Regions from separate parts of the Homo sapiens genome. Here region 1 is linked to region 2. Evidence: chromatin loops called from intact Hi-C (ENCODE). Cell type or tissue: gastrocnemius medialis. All regions are shown on one strand.

Region 1 (8,000 bases), 67 kb before region 2:
TTGTTTTTCTTTTTCGCTACCCAGAAGCTTTTTAGTTTGATATCATTCTATTTATTTTTGCTTTTGTGTCTTGTGTTTTTGAGGTCTCATTCATAAAGTCTTTTCCCAGACTAATGTCCTGAAGCATTTCCTCTTTATTTTCTTCTAGTAGTTTTATAGTTTTGGGTCTTACTTTTAGGTGTTTAATTCATTTAGGGTTGGTTTGTGTATAGGTGAGATGTGGGGGTCTAGGTTCATTCTTCTGCATATGGATATCCAGTTTTCCCAGCACCATTTATTGTAGAGACTGTCTTTTCCCCTATGAATATTCTTGGTGCCTTTGTCAAAAGCAGTTGGCTATAGATACATGGATTCATTTCTGGATCCTCAGAATTGTTCTCAGTGAGCAATTCTGTTCCATTGTTCTATGTGTGTGTTTTTATACCAGTACCTTGCCATTTTGGTTACTATAGCTTTGTAGTATGTTTTGAAGTCTGGTAGTATGATGCCACCAGCTTTATTCCTTTGCTTAGGATTACTTTGGCTTAGGATTACTTATGTCTCATAAAAATTTTAGTGTTGTGTTTTTCTATTTCACTGAAGAATGTCATTGCTGTTCTAATAGGGATTGCAGTGTATATTTCTTTGGGTAGTACAGTCATTTAACAATATTAATTTTCTCAGTCTCTGAACATGGAATTTCTTTTCATTTTTTTGTGTCCCCTTCAATTTCTTTCATCACTGTTTTACAGTTTTCTTTGTAGATGTCTTTCACCTCCTAGATTAAATGCATTCCTAGGTAGAGTGTGTGTGTGTATGTGTGTGTACTTATTGTAAATGAGGTTGCTTTCTTGATTTATTTTTCAGCTAGTTTGTTGTTTGTATATAAAGATGCTACTGATTTTTGTATGTTAATTTTTGATATGGTTTGGCTGTGTCCCCATTCAAATCTCAGCTGAATTATATCTCCCAGAATTCCCACATGTTGCGGGAGTGACCTAGGGGGAGGTAATTGAATCACGTGGGCTGGTCTTTCCCATGCTATTCTCATGATAGTGAATAAGTCTCATGAGATCTGATGGGTTTATCAGGGGTTTCTGCTTTTGCTTCTTCCTCATTTTCTCTTGCCACTGCCATGTAAGAAATACCTTTTGCCTCCCACCATGATCCTGAGGCCTCTTCAGCCACGTGGGACTGTAAGTTCAATTAAACCTCTTTTTCTTTCCAGTCTTGGGTATGTCTTTATCAGCAGCATGAAAATGGACTAATACAGTAAATTGGTACCGAGAGTGGGGTGTTGCTGAAAAGATACTCAAAAATGTGGAAGCAACTTTGGAACTGGGTAACAGGCAGAGGTTGGAACAGTTTGGAGAGCTCAGAAGAAGACAAGAAAATGTGGGGAAGTTTGGAACCTCCTAGAGACTTGTTGAATGGCTTTGACAAAAATGCTGACAGTGATATGAACAATAAGGTCCAGGCTGAGGTGGTCTCAGATGGAGATGAGGAACTTGTTGGGGACCAGAGCAAAGGTGACTCTTGTTATGTTTTAGCAAAGAGACTTGCAGCATTTTATCCCTGCCCTGGAGATCTGTGGAACTTGGAACTTGAGAGAGATGATTTAGGGTATCTGGCGGAAGAAATTCCTAAGCAGCAAAGCATTCAAAAGGTGACTTGGGTGCTGTTAAAAGCATTCCATTTAAAAAGGGAAACAGAGCATGAAAGTTCAGAAAATTTGCAGCCTGACAATGCAGTAGAAAAGAAAAATCCACTTTCTGGAGAGAAATTCAAGCCAGCTGCAGAAATTTGCATAAGTAGCAAGGAGCCTAATGTTAATACCCAAGAACATGGAGAAATGTCTCCAGGCCATGTCAGAGACCTTCACGGCAGTCCCTCCCATCACAGGCCTAGAGGACCAGAAGGAAAAAGTGGCCTGGGGTCCCTGTGCTGTGTGCAGCCTAGGGACTTTGTGCCCTGTGTCCCAGCCACTCCAGCTGTGGCTGAAAGGGGCTAACATATAGCTTGGGCTGTGGCTTCAGAGGGTGGAATCCCCAAGCCTTGGTAGCTTCCACATGGTGTTGAGCCTGTGGATGCGTAGAAGTCAAGAATTGAGGGTTGGGAACCTTCGCCTAGATTTCAGAAGATGTATGGAAATGCTTGGATGCCCAGGCAAAGGTTTGCTGCAGGAGTGGGGCCCTAATGGAGCACCTCTGCTATGGCAGTGCAGAAGGGAAATGTGGGGTCAGAGCCCCCACACAGAGTTCCTACTGGGGCACTGCCTAGTGGAACTGTGAGAAGAAGGCCACCTTTCTCCAGACCCCAGAATGTTAAATCCACTGACAGCTTGCACCGTGCTCCTGGAAAAGCCACAGACACTCAACAACAGCCTATAAAAGCAGCTGAGAGGGAGGCTGTACCCTGCAAAACCATAGGGGAGGAGCTGCCCAAGACCACGGTAACCCACCTCTTGCATCAGTGTGACCTGGATATGAGACCTGGAGTCAAAGAAGATCATTTGGGAGCTTTAAAATTTGACTGCCCTGCTGGATTTTGGACTTGCATGGGCCCTGTAACACCACCCCCGCCTTTTTTTTTTTTTTGCCAATTTCTCCCATTTGGAACAACTGTGTTTACCCAATACTTTTACCCCCATTGTATCTAGGAAGTAACTAGCTTGTTTTTGACTTTACAAGCTTATAGACAGAAGGGACTTTCCTTGTCTCAGATGAGACTTTGAACTGTGGACTTTTGGGTTAATTCTGAAATGAGTTAAGACTTTGGGGAACTGTTGGGAAGGCATGATTGGTTTTGAAATGTGAGGGCATGAGATTTGGAAGGGCCAGGGGCGGAACGATATGGTTTGGCTGTGTCCCCATTCAAATTTCAACTGAATTGTATCGCCCAGAATTCCCACATGTTATGGGAGGGACCCAGGGGGAGGTAATTGAATCATGGGGGCCAGTCTTTCCCATGCTATTCCGTGATATTGAATAAGTCTCACAAGATCTGGTGGGTTTATCAGGGGTTTCTGCTTTTGCTTCTTCCTCAGTTTCTCTTGCTGCCGCCGTGTAAGAAGGACCTTTTGCCTCCCACCATGATTCTAAGTCCTCCCCAGCCACGTGGAACTGTAAGTCCAATTATACCTCTTTTTCTTCCCAGTCTTGGGTATGTCTTTATCAGCAGTGTGAAAACAGACTAACATAATTTTGCATTCTGCAACTTTACTGAATTCATTTATCAGCTCTAAAAGTTTCCGGTAGAGTCTTTAGGTTATTCTATACATACGATCATATCTACAAACAGGAACAATTTTACTTTCTCCTTTCCAGTTTGGATGCCTTTTGTTTCTTTCTCTTGCCCAGTTGCTCTGGCTGGGCCTTTTAGTACTATATTGAATAAGAGTGGTAAGAGTGGGCATCCTTGTCTTGTTCCAGTTCTTAGGGGAGAAGATTTCAGATTTTTCCAGCTCAGTTTAATGTTAGCTGTGGGTTTGTCATATATGGTTTTTATTACGTTGAGGTATTTTCTTTTCATACCTAATTTATTTAAAGTTTTTATCACGAAGTGAAGCTGAATTTTATCAAATGCTTTATCTTCATCTATTCATATGATCATGTGATTTTTGTACTTCATCTGTTGATGTGAGGTAATACTTGTATTGATTTGTATATGTTGAACCAGGCTTGCATCCCTGGTATGAATCTCACTTGATTGTGGCATATAATCTTTTAGATGTGTTGTTGGATTCAGTTTGCTAGATGTTGTTGAGGATTTTTGCATCTGTGTTCATGAAGGATATTGGTCTGTGGTTTCCTTTTTTTGTTGTGTCCTTTATCTGTTTTAGGTCTCAGCGTTATTAAGCATTATGATCTTGAACAAGGTGACTTCTCCAGAGGCAAAGGGGGATTTAACTGCCATTTACTCAGCAGTTTGCTCAATAGTTTATCTTTCCCCTTTTTACTCATTTTCATACAATGGGAGTAAGAAGCCTTGTTTGCTTTAAGAGCAGTACCTGATTTCTCAAGTTCCAAATCAGGAATCATGATAGAAAGCCAGGTTCATGAGTTGTGAGGATCCTCGTAGAACTTGCCCAGATTATTTTAAAAGTGCATTGGGCCGGGCACGGTGGCTCACGCTTGTAATCCCAGCACTTTGGGAGACTGAGGCTGGCAGATCACTTGAGGTTAGGAGTTTGAGACCAGCATGGCCAACATTGTGAATCCCTGTCTCTACTAAAAATACAAAAATTAACCAGGTATGGTGGAACACACCTGTAATCTCAGCTACTTGGGAGGTTGAGGCAGGAGAATTGCTTGAATCTGGGAGGTGGAGGTTGCAGTGAGCTGAGATCGTGCCACTGCACTCCAGCCTGGGAGACAGAGTGAGACTTTGTCTCAAAAAAAAAAATAAAAAGTGCATTGGAATGAAACATTTTCAGAAATAGATAGTGGTAATGGCTTACAATATTGAAATTGTATAATTAATGCCACTGAATTGTACACTTAAAAATGGTTAAAATGGTAAGTTTTATGTCATCTATATTTTACCATGATTAAAAAAATACTAAAAGACCAAACCAAAAAAAATAAAAAAAAAAAAACCCAAAAACAAAAAAGCAAATTGGAGACAGGCCTGCTGGCTGTCTGAATAATCCCCTCCGCCCACTAGCAAATGTAGGTTAGCTCAGTAATAATGTGACCCACTTAAGAACTGTATGGGGACTATTGTTGCTAACTGATTCCAGAAGGTGAGTTAGAAAAGCCCATATCTAACCTCCTCACTTTACAGAAGTGAGGTCGGAGACCCTGCAAGTGTGACTTGCTGAAGACTGTGTAGCACCCGAATACTCTGGGAACGAGCTCACCAATGCTGCACAACACCATGCTGACTCACTGAGGCCACTGGAACATTCCAGGCCTTCTGAGCACTGAAATGAGGGCTCTTTTTGTCCATTCTTACTCCAGGTGCCTAATCCTTGTCGCTAAGCATCCAGTTGCTCAGAGTTCTAAAATTGTACAAAGCAGGACCAAGGCATTAGGTTTCAGTCACAGCCAAGCAAGTGTGGACAGTGAGTAATGTCTGAAGATTCCATAGCTTGATCACAGCTACTTTTGTCCTGCTGTCTGAACTCCATTGTCAATTCTCAAACAGGCCACACTCTCATGATAGGGGCCATTCATATGCTGTTCCTTCTACCTTGAATTCCCTTCTCTACTTTGATATTTCCTATTCTTCAGGTTTCAGGTGAAACATAGCTTTGTTTAGAAAGCTTTCCTATCCTCCCAGCCTATGTTAGCTCAGCCTATTGTGTAATTTCTTAGTAACCTATACTTCTTTGTAGTCTTCATCATACTGGTAATTATTTGTATTATGTCTGAGTTCCACACGTGAGGGCAGGATCTTGGTCTGCCCTGTCCGCCACTGTTTCCCAAGAACCTAGCATAGGGTCTGTCTGGCACATTTGTGTTCATTAAAGAAAAAAAATAAATTAACCCTGTCTTCTTATGGAAGAATGAAGATAATGATATAGCCTTACTTGTATTAACAGGCATGTGTGGCTGAAGGAAGTAGGGTAGACACTCCCTTTAATCTGTAGGCATTAGTTGATACTCCAAAGAAATATGCAAATGAGCAGGGTGGAGGGGCTGAGTGCGACTGCTCACATTTGCATTGTATGCATGTGAGAGTAAACAGTAAATCAATAGCAGAGGGGATATAGGTTGGATATAAGGCAATGTTTTCTGGTATGATATTAAAGATTGTTAAAAATGGGTCACATAACAGAGGAAGGTTGTGGAAACACCTTCCCTAGCGGCTTCAGAAAACAGGCCAGAGTTCCATTTTAGCCGGTTATTTTAGGCCTACTCCAGGCAGCAGGGTAGACTAGACATCCTCTTAGGGTCCAATCGTTCCGTTCCTCTGACCCATAATAAATAAAGCTATAGATGCCGTTGTTGCCAATACATACACAAATGCAAAATGCTTCTACACAGTCTTGTGGCTGTAAATGTTGCTAGTTCATCTTCTACTTAGTGTTCTGAATTCACCTTTTGTTTAGAAAATTACCTCAGTCTTTAAGCACGGCAATCTCTTTCTCTAAAGGATTTATTCTATATTTCAAAGCAAGAACTGCAATGCATACTAATTTAACGTTTGTATTGACACTTACCTTAAAATGTGGAGAATACAAGCTAGGAAAAAGGATTTAAAAAATAGCCTGCTAGTCCGACTAAGTTCCAGCATACAAACAGAGTGATCTGGACATGTTGTGTGTCATAATCCCAGTGAGGAGGCTGGGACACATTTTCTTTCTCTGCCTTTAAAGTGAAGGAAGGGAATGGTCTTGAATATGCAAATGAATCTAATTTAATTAACTTTTACGACCACAGCTCCTTTGAGATAATCATGGGAGCCAATTCGATTTCCTTAAAATTCAGCCATTTCCCTAAAGCCTCCATGAGACACCCTTGTCTTTTCCAAGAAAAAAACAAAAACAAAAGCAAAATGTGAAAAGATCTAATCAGAAACAATGAAAAAGAGTAAGTTATCTGCTGCAGTTCTTCTATTTGGTCTCACCAGAAGCTGCTCACACAGTCATTTACTTCAGTTTGTCACTCCTGAGTCTGGCGCTGCCAGCCGCAGAGTGAAATCATTTCAGGTCAGTCATGTAACTGCTGACCCAGAGTTTATCCTAAACTGGGGCTATGAAAGGTAAAGGTAATGATATTTCATGCTTCTGAGCAAAAACTCAAGCCTCGTGAGGCTGAGGGAAGAATTGCCTTGACCTCAGGCCAGAGATGAAGACGAATTTATGCCACTTCTTCCTTTGCCATAATATTCTTTCCTTGTCCTCCCCCTGATTACAAATATAATACATATTTATTGGCCAGGTGCAGTGGCTCATGTCTGTAATCCCAGCATTTTGGGAGGCCAAGGCAGGCAGATTGCCTGAGGCCAGGAGTTCGAGACCAGCCTGACAAACATGGTGAAACCCCATATTTACTAAAAATACAAAAATTGGCTGGATCTGATGGTACGCCTGTAATCCCAGCTACTTGGGAGGCTAGGGCAGGAGAATCACTTGCACCTGGGAAGTGGAGGCTGCAGTGAGCCAAGATCGTGCCACTGCAGTCCAGCCTGGGCAACACAGCAAGACTCTGTCTAAAAAACAAAAAACAAAAAGCACTCCATATTTATTGTGAAAAATAAAAAAGAGAACAGAATGACTAAAAGAAGCTGCTCAGATCTTGGAAGAGTTTGGAAGGCTCTTTCCCAATTTTGATTCCTTCTTTTCCCCTTAATAAGCAGACTTTTAGAGGACTTTGTGGGTGGTGGTTGTGGTGGTAGTGGAAGACGGGGGTGCTAAGTTTGTGAAGTGGGGATGTTACATTCAAGTTCTTTTTCTTTTTTTTTTCCTTAAAAATTTTTTTTTATTGTGGTAAAATACTCATAACATTTACCATTGTAATCATTTTTAAGTGTGCAGTTCTGTGGCATTAATTACATTTACATTGCTGTTACCCATTGCTGTCATCCCCCTCCAGAAATTTTTCATTTTTCCCAACTGAAACTCTGTGCTCATTAACGATAACTGTCCAGCTCTTGGCTACCACTATTCTACTTTCTGTCTCTATGAATTTGACTATTCCAGGTACCTCACATCAGTGGAATCATACAGTATCTTTTTGTGATTTGCTTATTTCAGTTAGCTTAATGTCCTCCAGTTTCATCCATGTTGTAGCATGTATCATGTCAAAATCTCCTTCCTTTTTAAGGGTGAGTAATATTTCATTGTACATATATATCACATTTGCTTTTCCATTCATTTGTCAATTGACACTTGGGCTGCTTCCACCTTTTCGCTGTTGTGAATAGTGCTGCTATGAACACGGGTATACAAATATCTCCTTGAGACCCTGCTTTCAATTATTTTGAGTATACACTCAGAACCTTCCTTTTCTTTTAAACCTATATTCCACACCACTCACCTCTCTTGTTTCTAACACTATGCAATTACATAGCTG
Region 2 (8,000 bases):
TGCCTCCTAACCCCTGCCTTACCACACCTCATGTTCACCCCCATTTCCTCTACGCTCTGGACTTTTACCCCATGGTAGATTCCCTCAGCCTTCAGGCCTCAGCTGAAATCTGGGTCTCACTGGGATGCTCTTTCCCTCTTAGTCTTCCGACATGACGGTTGCCCTTTTTTCCACTTGCATTCTGAACCATAGAGCTGTGGGTGACAGATGAGGGATAGAGTTAGAAAGGGGTCGGCCAACTTTTCCCATAAATAACCAGATAGTAAATATCTTTGTGGGCCACACAGTCCATTATAACTACTCAAGTCTGCTGTTGTAGCACAAAAGAAACCATAGACAGTATGTGAATAAATGAACTTGTTTCAATAAAACTTCATTTATGGACATTGAAATGTGAATTTCATATAATTTCCACATGTTGCAAAATAGTATTCCTTTTCTGAAAAATTATCAACCATTGAAATGGTAAAAACCATTCTTAGCTTCAGGGCAATACAGAAACGGAGTGGGGGCCCGGGGGCAGCTAGAGTGGCCTGTGTGCTGTGGTCTGCTGATTCCTGACAGAAACCAGTGCTTCTCAGACTTCAATGTACTTACATGTCACTAAGGATCTTGCTAAAATGCAGACTCAGATTAAGTAAGTACATCTGGGACGGAACCTGAGATCCTGCATTTCTAACAAGCTCCCAAGTGGTAAGCGTGCCTGGTGAGCGCACCGCACTTTGAATAATAAGGCACTACAGTCAGTCATGTGTAGAAGCTTCTCCTTTATATAATAAAGGCATTAAAAATAGCTTAATGACATAGGAAAATGTCCTGACTGTAATGTGTGTTAGATGGAAAGTGAGACAGTCGAGAGCACAGGCTTTCAAGCCAAACACACTCCCACTTACCAACTATATGCATCTGAACACATTTCTTAACCTTTCTCAGTTTCTGTTAATTCAACTGTAAAATAAAGTAAAAATTATCTCTGCCTCAGGTGGTTGTTTGGATTCTAACAAGACAATGCTTGTAAAACACTCAGCACCTAGCAAGGCCTCAATCCTAGCCCTTATTATTTTTAAATTTAAAAAGCAAGACATGAATCTGTATATAACAAACTAATAGGAATGTTAATTTTGAGTGTCTCAGGGGATTTCCTTGCCATCTTTTTTAGAAAACATTTGCAAGAGTCATGCCCATTCATTCATTCATTCATTCAAGAAACATTTGTTGAGTTCCTGCTTCTGCCAGGCAATGTGTTTTGCTGGATCTGCCAAGACGAGTCAAACGTAAGCTCACATAAGATGGGGGGCTGGGAACAAAAACAATCTCAGCATAGAAGAAGGGCTGTATGGGAGTGTGCAGGGTGCTAGGGAACATAGAGGAAAGAGTGTTCCCTCCGCTGGGAGGAGAGGCCAGAGGGATTCCACACAGGAGGCCACTGTTAAGCTGGGCTTCAAAGGATGCATATGGGCTGCCTAATGGGGGAAGAAGGAAGAGAGTATGCAAAGGCAGTGAGGAGTCCAGAGAACCTAGACCATAGGAGTGTGTGGGAGTGGCCAAGGAGAAGGCCCTGGCTAATCAGAACAGGTGTAGGCCTTTATGCAGCAGAGATTTGAACTGGCTGGGTATCAGCTCTGGATAGGCCATTATCCCTTTTGGAGAACATCCTGACAATTACAATAACATGTGCTAGCAGGGACTTCAGAAAAGACAGTGCCAGAAAATCCCTCACCACTTTTGCAGGAGTCATCTTCATAAGTAATTCTCTGGGACCATACTTGACTCGATAATTGCCTACTGAGTGTCTGTTACAGGAGGGAGGCTTTGCATGGGGCTGCAGGGATGCTGCAATGAGGTCTGCCATCTGCCACAGGAGAGGTTAATCACTACACCAGAGGGTGAAGGGAGCCAAAAACAACATCTCCTAGAGCTTAATAAGAAGGAGAAAAAGATGAAGGAGTATGGATCTGAAAGTGAGAGCTCCAGATGGGCTTCATGGAGCAGGCAGCATTTGAGTTGGCCTTGGAGATGGCCCATTCTGTCTCTGGGCATTCTCTCCAGGATCTCCAGCTTGAAGGGGGATTTGAGTCTATTTCTGTAAATTGCTAACTTCAATCAAGGGCATTGGAACTAACAGTAGGTTCCTGAACTGACCTTCTAGCGCTGAGAAAGGGACAGAAGGTGTCATCTGAAAGGTCCCTTAACCTGTCTCTCCAGGGGAAAACTTGCTATCAAAGAAAACTTGGATTATAACTTACAGAATTAAAATTTAGAAATGGTTCCTGGCAATCTCTCTTCTGTCTTCCATTCCTGGTTCTCTGAGGCCTTCTGTCCTCTATAGCAGTTCTAAGACAGAGGGTTATGTGTGAGACAGAGTGGACCCAGCAGCATGGGGAGGAGGTACCTATTTGGGTCGGTCCATTTGCATTCTGATTCACTGTGTCCTGAGTGGCTTAATGCTGTTTCCAGCCTGCTCTCTTCTCTGTAAATTCCTCCTTTCTCAGTGGTATGGGATGGATTTTTCTGCCCTCATATTCTCCTAAACCTTGCCTGATCTTTTTAAAACTGATTTTTCCGCATCCTGTTTGCCTTTAATTGAGATTTAGCCATGCCCAGGCCTGTCTGGTGACCCGAGGGGAGATTTGTGCCTGGGGCTTGGAGCTGAGAATGTGGAGAAGGCACCATGAGGCTGCTCCCCAGACCAGCCTGTGGACTAGGTTTGTGCTCAGCAGAGAGGGGTCTGCAGGCGGAAGCTGAAGGTGCTGATTTTTACAAGAAACTCCCTGAGACAAAGATTCACAAGCAACATTGCTCAGGGTAAACCCAGACATTGTTAGTTGCTTCTAGAGCTAGTGCTTACAGAGTCCTAACACTTGACCTGAACTGGCTCAGCTCGGTCTTTCCACAGTGTTAGGGGAAAGGGATACTTTCTCCACAGAAGAGAGTTTTTCTGTCCCCAGAGCTGTAGTTTGGGGGATTTCTTAAACCGCTTCCTGGGCAAGAAAACAGAATGCCTACGAAGGGCTGGGCTGAGAAGCTGCTCCAAATGGCTATTTCTGTAGCTGGGTTGCTAGAACATAAATAAGAAGCGTGTTTGTGAACACACGAGATGCCCTTGGATGCTCCCAAATACAAGCATGGGAGAAAAGATTGCAAAGGTCTCCATTTATGTGGTTGGCAGAACACATTACTGAAATGTGTGCTGTTATTTTAGCGTAAGCTCATTTGTACTCACTGGCTGGCCAGATCAGGCGAAGTTTGAGTTACATTTGTAAGTGTACATAGGTACATATGAAATCGATACTGAAAGCCCTGTTCTAGAAACAGTGATACCCAACCCAGCCAACCCAGTCACAAACACCATGGCACGCATAGGTATCTGTTTACAGGTGCCACATTTAGTATGGCTATGAGTCATCAAACCTGTAATTACTTCGCAAAGTTTCCTAAACCACTCTTGTCAGTAAATAGCAGTATGGCATGCGGCTCTACTTCTTCAAATGAGGGAGGGAGTACAGTTAGCTGAATCTTAATTCATAGATGGTCTATCTTATTTCCTAGAATGTGTAACTAGGACTTTGTCATTTTGTTTACTTCTGTATCTGCAGCGCCTAGAACAGTGCCTCCTACACAGTGGGTGCTTAATATTGGTGAATAGATAAATGAATGAATGAACGCTTGGATTTTATGTATGAGTTGGAGGCCATCTCTCTTCTCTCTTCCCACTCAGTTGCTGTTACATCTGCCAACTTCTGCTTTTACTTGAGTCCCTGGCCTATGGAAAATTACACCCTCTCAGTGTAGACTGTGGGCAGAACCTGGGACATTATAGGTCAGCACGTGGGTGTGAGTTCTTGTACAGACACAGAGGCCTCTGGCTTAGCAAGTCCCAAAGGCTCTGAGGGACTTTCAGGCAGAACACTATAAGGCTCATCTTCCTTAAACCATGTTTTTTTTTTCCCATTATGAAAATAACACATGGTCATTAAACAAAGTTTGGAAATGCTAGAAAATATGAAGGTAGAAAAACTACCCACAGTCCGCCGGGCGTGGTGGCTCACACCTGTAATCCCAGCACTTTGGGAGGCCGAGGCGGGCGGATCATGAGGTCAGGAGATCGAGACCATCCTGGCTAGTACGGTGAAACCCCGTCTCTACTACAAAAAAAAAAAATACAAAAAAATTAGCTGGGCGTGGTGGCGGGCGCCTGTAGTCCCAGCTACTCGGGAGGCTGAGGCAGGAGAATGGCGTGAACCTGGGAGGCGGAGCTTGCAGTGAGCGGAGATCTCGCCACTGCACTCCAGCCTGGGCGATAGAGCGAGACTCCGTCTCAAAAAAAAAAAAAAAAAGAAAAAAACAAAAGAAAAACTACCCACAGTCCCTTTACCCAAACACAAATCCACCCTTCTCTTTCTCCTGGATTATCACATAGCTTTAAACCTGCACCATTCTCTCCAGCCTTGCATCCAATCCAGTCACGGTGCCAGGAAGAGATCTTTCTAAAGCACAGATCTGAAAACACTTCAAAGGCTTCCTGTTGCCTTTAGTGTCCAAACTGCTCCACAGGATTGGTTCTGCTTATGTCTTCAGCTTCCTAGCCCCACCCCGACCCCCCATAATATTACGCTTGTGCCAAATGGAATTTCCCTCAATTCTTCAAACAAGCTGCACCTTCTCAGGTTCACTCTGCTTGGAAACCTCGCGACCTTTCTTGGGTCTATTCTTTCTCTCTTTTACTCTGTTTCCTTGTCTGTGTTCATCTGTTTTTTCATACATTTTCTCTTTGATTCAGCATTTAGATAGTATTTCCCCTAAAAAACTTTTCCTGACTGTCCTTCCCCTTTTCTCTACCAAATCTGAGTTTGGAGGTCCTCTTGTGTGCTTCAAAAACCCATACATTTCTCTTGTCATGTAGCTCATCATGCAGTATTTTAGTGCTTCTTTGTGACGGCATCTTTCTAACCTCAGTGCTTAGCCCAGTGCCTGGCTCATGGCACACAGCTCAATAAAGAGTGGTCAAAGAGAATTTAGATTGACCATTATTTATATTTTAAAAATATTTTCTTTATTAAAATTTGTTTTTAATTGACAAAAATGGTATTTTTTATGGTGTGCTAGAAACATCTCCTCTTAATTTTGCTTTAATCACTTTTTTTTTTTTTGAGACAGAGTCTCACTCTGTCGCCCAGGCTGGAGTGCAGTGGCGTGATCCCAGATCACTGCAACCTCTGCCTCCAGGGATAAGCAATTCTCCTGCCTCAGCCTCCCGAGTAGCTGGGATTACAGGCAAGTACCACCACGCCTGGCTAATTTTTGTATTTTTAGTACAGACTGGGTTTCACCATGTTGGCCAGGCTTGTCTCGGAACTCCTGACCTCAGCTGATCCACCCGCCTCAGTCTCCCAAAGTGCTAGAATTACAGGCTGAGCCACCGCTCCCAGTCTACACTGTGTTTTCTATTTTACATAGATATAATAATTATGCAAATATAATGTTATAGATCATATCATGTAAAAATATTAATCTCAATTCTTTTTACTTAACATTGTGTTAAGTATTTTCACTTTTACCCAATCTTCATATACTTTATTTTTAATAACTGCATACTATTCCATCAAGTAGATATATTCTCGCTTACTAATCTTCTATTGTTGGATATTTAGACATTTTAGGTGGTTTAGCTTCTTGCAAATTATGAATAATTTTGCTATAAATATCTGGATATCTTTGGGCATAAAGTTTTTTCATGTTTTGAAGTATTCCCTTACAATACCTAAAGTAAAATTTCAAAGTCAGTCAGCATTTGAAATTCCTAATGCTCGGTGCCTAACTGCCTTCTCAAAGTGTTATCAATTTCTGTTGGCACCAGCAATTTATGAAATGCCCATTTCACTTAACCTCACCAAGGTCACTTCCTTCTCAACCACTAAAATCTCTTGAAGAACCTGGACATCCCAAAGGCAGCAGCACTGAGTACTCAGGCCAACACTTGCCCCTGTTCTCACTCCCTTCCAAGGGCAGTGTTTCAGCTCCAGTTTGTGGAGGGCAAACTTTCCTGGTTCTCACCCCCTCAGGCTGTGCAACCTTGGATAGCATATTTAATCACTCTGAGCATGTTTCCTCCTTTTAGGGGAGTGAGACAACTCTTCAGTTGCTATTTATTCTATTTCAAACTCTTTAAATGGACCTAGGGCAACCTCCACTTGCATTTCCTACCCTTCCATCAATACACACACATGCACACACACACACATGCGTACACAAACACACACACACACGTGCATGCGCCTGCACATACCGCTCTCTGAGGGCTGTCCACCAAGACCATCTTCCCACTCACCTTGTCCTGTCCTTGGCTCTCTGATTTCTTTGCTTCTCCCTGTAGTTCTCAGCCTCTCCCTCCCTCCCCATCTCCCTTTTTCCCTCCCTCCCTCAATTCCTTCCTGCCTTCCTTCCTCCATTCATCCAACAAATTTATCAAGGACCTACTAGTCCAGCCATAAGTGCTGGGAAACATGGAAAAGAAGGCAGCAGTAGTTCCTACGTACATGGACTTTACATACTAGTGGGGATAACAGATTAAAAATAACAACAAACAAACCCATACAATAGAAAGTTACACATTGTGATGGGCATTAGGAAGGAAATAGATGAAGGCTAAGAGAGAGAACCTCGGGAAAGATCTTTTGATAAGGAAGTAATACCCCCCTCCCTCACCCTTGCTTACCCCCTTCACTCCTTGCTGTGCTTTCATCTCCACAGTACTTAACACCAACTGACAGAATATTTTACTCTTTCCTGGTTTATTTGTTTATTTCCAGTCTCCTCCAACTTGAATGTAAGCTCCACGAGGGCAGGGCTTTGCTGTTCACTGCTGTGCCTGGGCACTGCAGGCCTCCATAGCATTAGCTGGGTGACTGAAGGAGTGGAAGGCCCTGGGACATGTGTGCAGAACTGGGGCTGTTTGTGAGGATAGGTGGTGTCAGAGGTGTATAGGCGGAGGGAACGTCATGTGCAGAGGCTCTGAGAAAGGGAAAAGGGGTGGAAAGGAGCCCAGAGGGGCTGAGTCAGGTGAACAAGGGGGCAGCAGCACCAGGAGAGGTTTGCCAGGCTTTGCAGGCCCTGGTCATGGGTTTGGATTTCACTCTTAGGGCAGTAGGAGGCCCATGATAGTTTTGCTTCGATGGGACACTGGGATACGCCTCCGTGCCCTGGCAGAGTATGTCTAAGATATTTGTGAGTGGGAGTGGAGTTGGGAGTGGGGAATCCACATGGTGAGTTCTTGTGCATGGTTTTGTCTTAACCCTATGACCGAATACTCCCTGCTGGGTGTGGGGGACTAGACTCCTTCCAAGCCTGTTGTTTTGGGACCCTATGATTATCAGTCAGCAAACATATGACTACACTCCCCGAGTTATCATGTTTCCTTGTGTTTTGACATCCAGCCTAGTGGCTGACCCAGATGTGAAACCTCGCTGCTGAAACAGGCAGGCTCTGGAGCTGCCATTTTTTAGGATGACAGTAGATCTGAATGACATCTGGTGGTTTATGGGAATATCTTGTCACCGACCATTTCAAGTGCAAACAACTTCCTTCTCACCCACCTGCTTGCTGCCTGCTTCCCTTTCTTTGCCTTCCCTTCCCACTGGGGAATGCCAGCCATTTGATCAGCATTTGTCAGCGCAGTTAAGCCACATCATTGTTTGCCCAGAGGGACCTATTTCCCTTTGCCCAGTCCGGGCCCTTGAGCAAACCTGGGAATTTATGGGATCCACGGAGCTGAGAGGTTTGTGAGTAGCACAGAGTAATATAGAAAAGTGCAAATGGGGAGCTGGACAACTCAGGAGACTGTAACATGAGGCATGTTAGCGATACCATTTCTCTTCTTCCTGGAATGGGGAGGAAGGGTGTCCTTTTTTTTGTTTTGATTGTGAGCAAATGGCCCAGCATAGATCCAGCTGTTATAACTGAATTAAATTTACAACAAACTTAGTGTGGCACATTTTGAATAG

What was found. A loop is a pair of places that touch in the nucleus more often than their neighbours do. Peaks named below come from ENCODE experiments on the same cell type or tissue, not always from the same donor. Only the 100,000 strongest peaks of a DNase experiment are listed, where the experiment ranks them.
Region 1: it touches region 2 in a loop (2.4-fold over the local background); 20 of 110 quality-filtered maps call a loop at or near these places.

Annotation. Positions count from the first base shown.
Region 1 is chr12:68,437,167-68,445,166 of GRCh38, reverse strand. It overlaps LINC02384 (long intergenic non-protein coding RNA 2384), which reads left to right. Exons shown (of 4, transcript NR_120458.1): 2 at 3,026-3,103. Among named protein-coding and RNA genes, the nearest start is that of LINC02384, 10 kb to the left of the region's middle. In gastrocnemius medialis, no CTCF peak of the experiment used is centred here; a DNase peak (open chromatin) is centred at 4,906; H3K27ac peaks cover 2,026 bases.
Region 2 is chr12:68,369,763-68,377,762 of GRCh38, reverse strand. No RefSeq gene overlaps it. Among named protein-coding and RNA genes, the nearest start is that of MDM1, 41 kb to the right of the region's middle. RefSeq lists an enhancer at 3,474-3,603. In gastrocnemius medialis, no CTCF peak of the experiment used is centred here; DNase peaks (open chromatin) are centred at 3,312, 3,818 and 7,412; H3K4me3 peaks cover 1,103 bases; H3K27ac peaks cover 5,587 bases.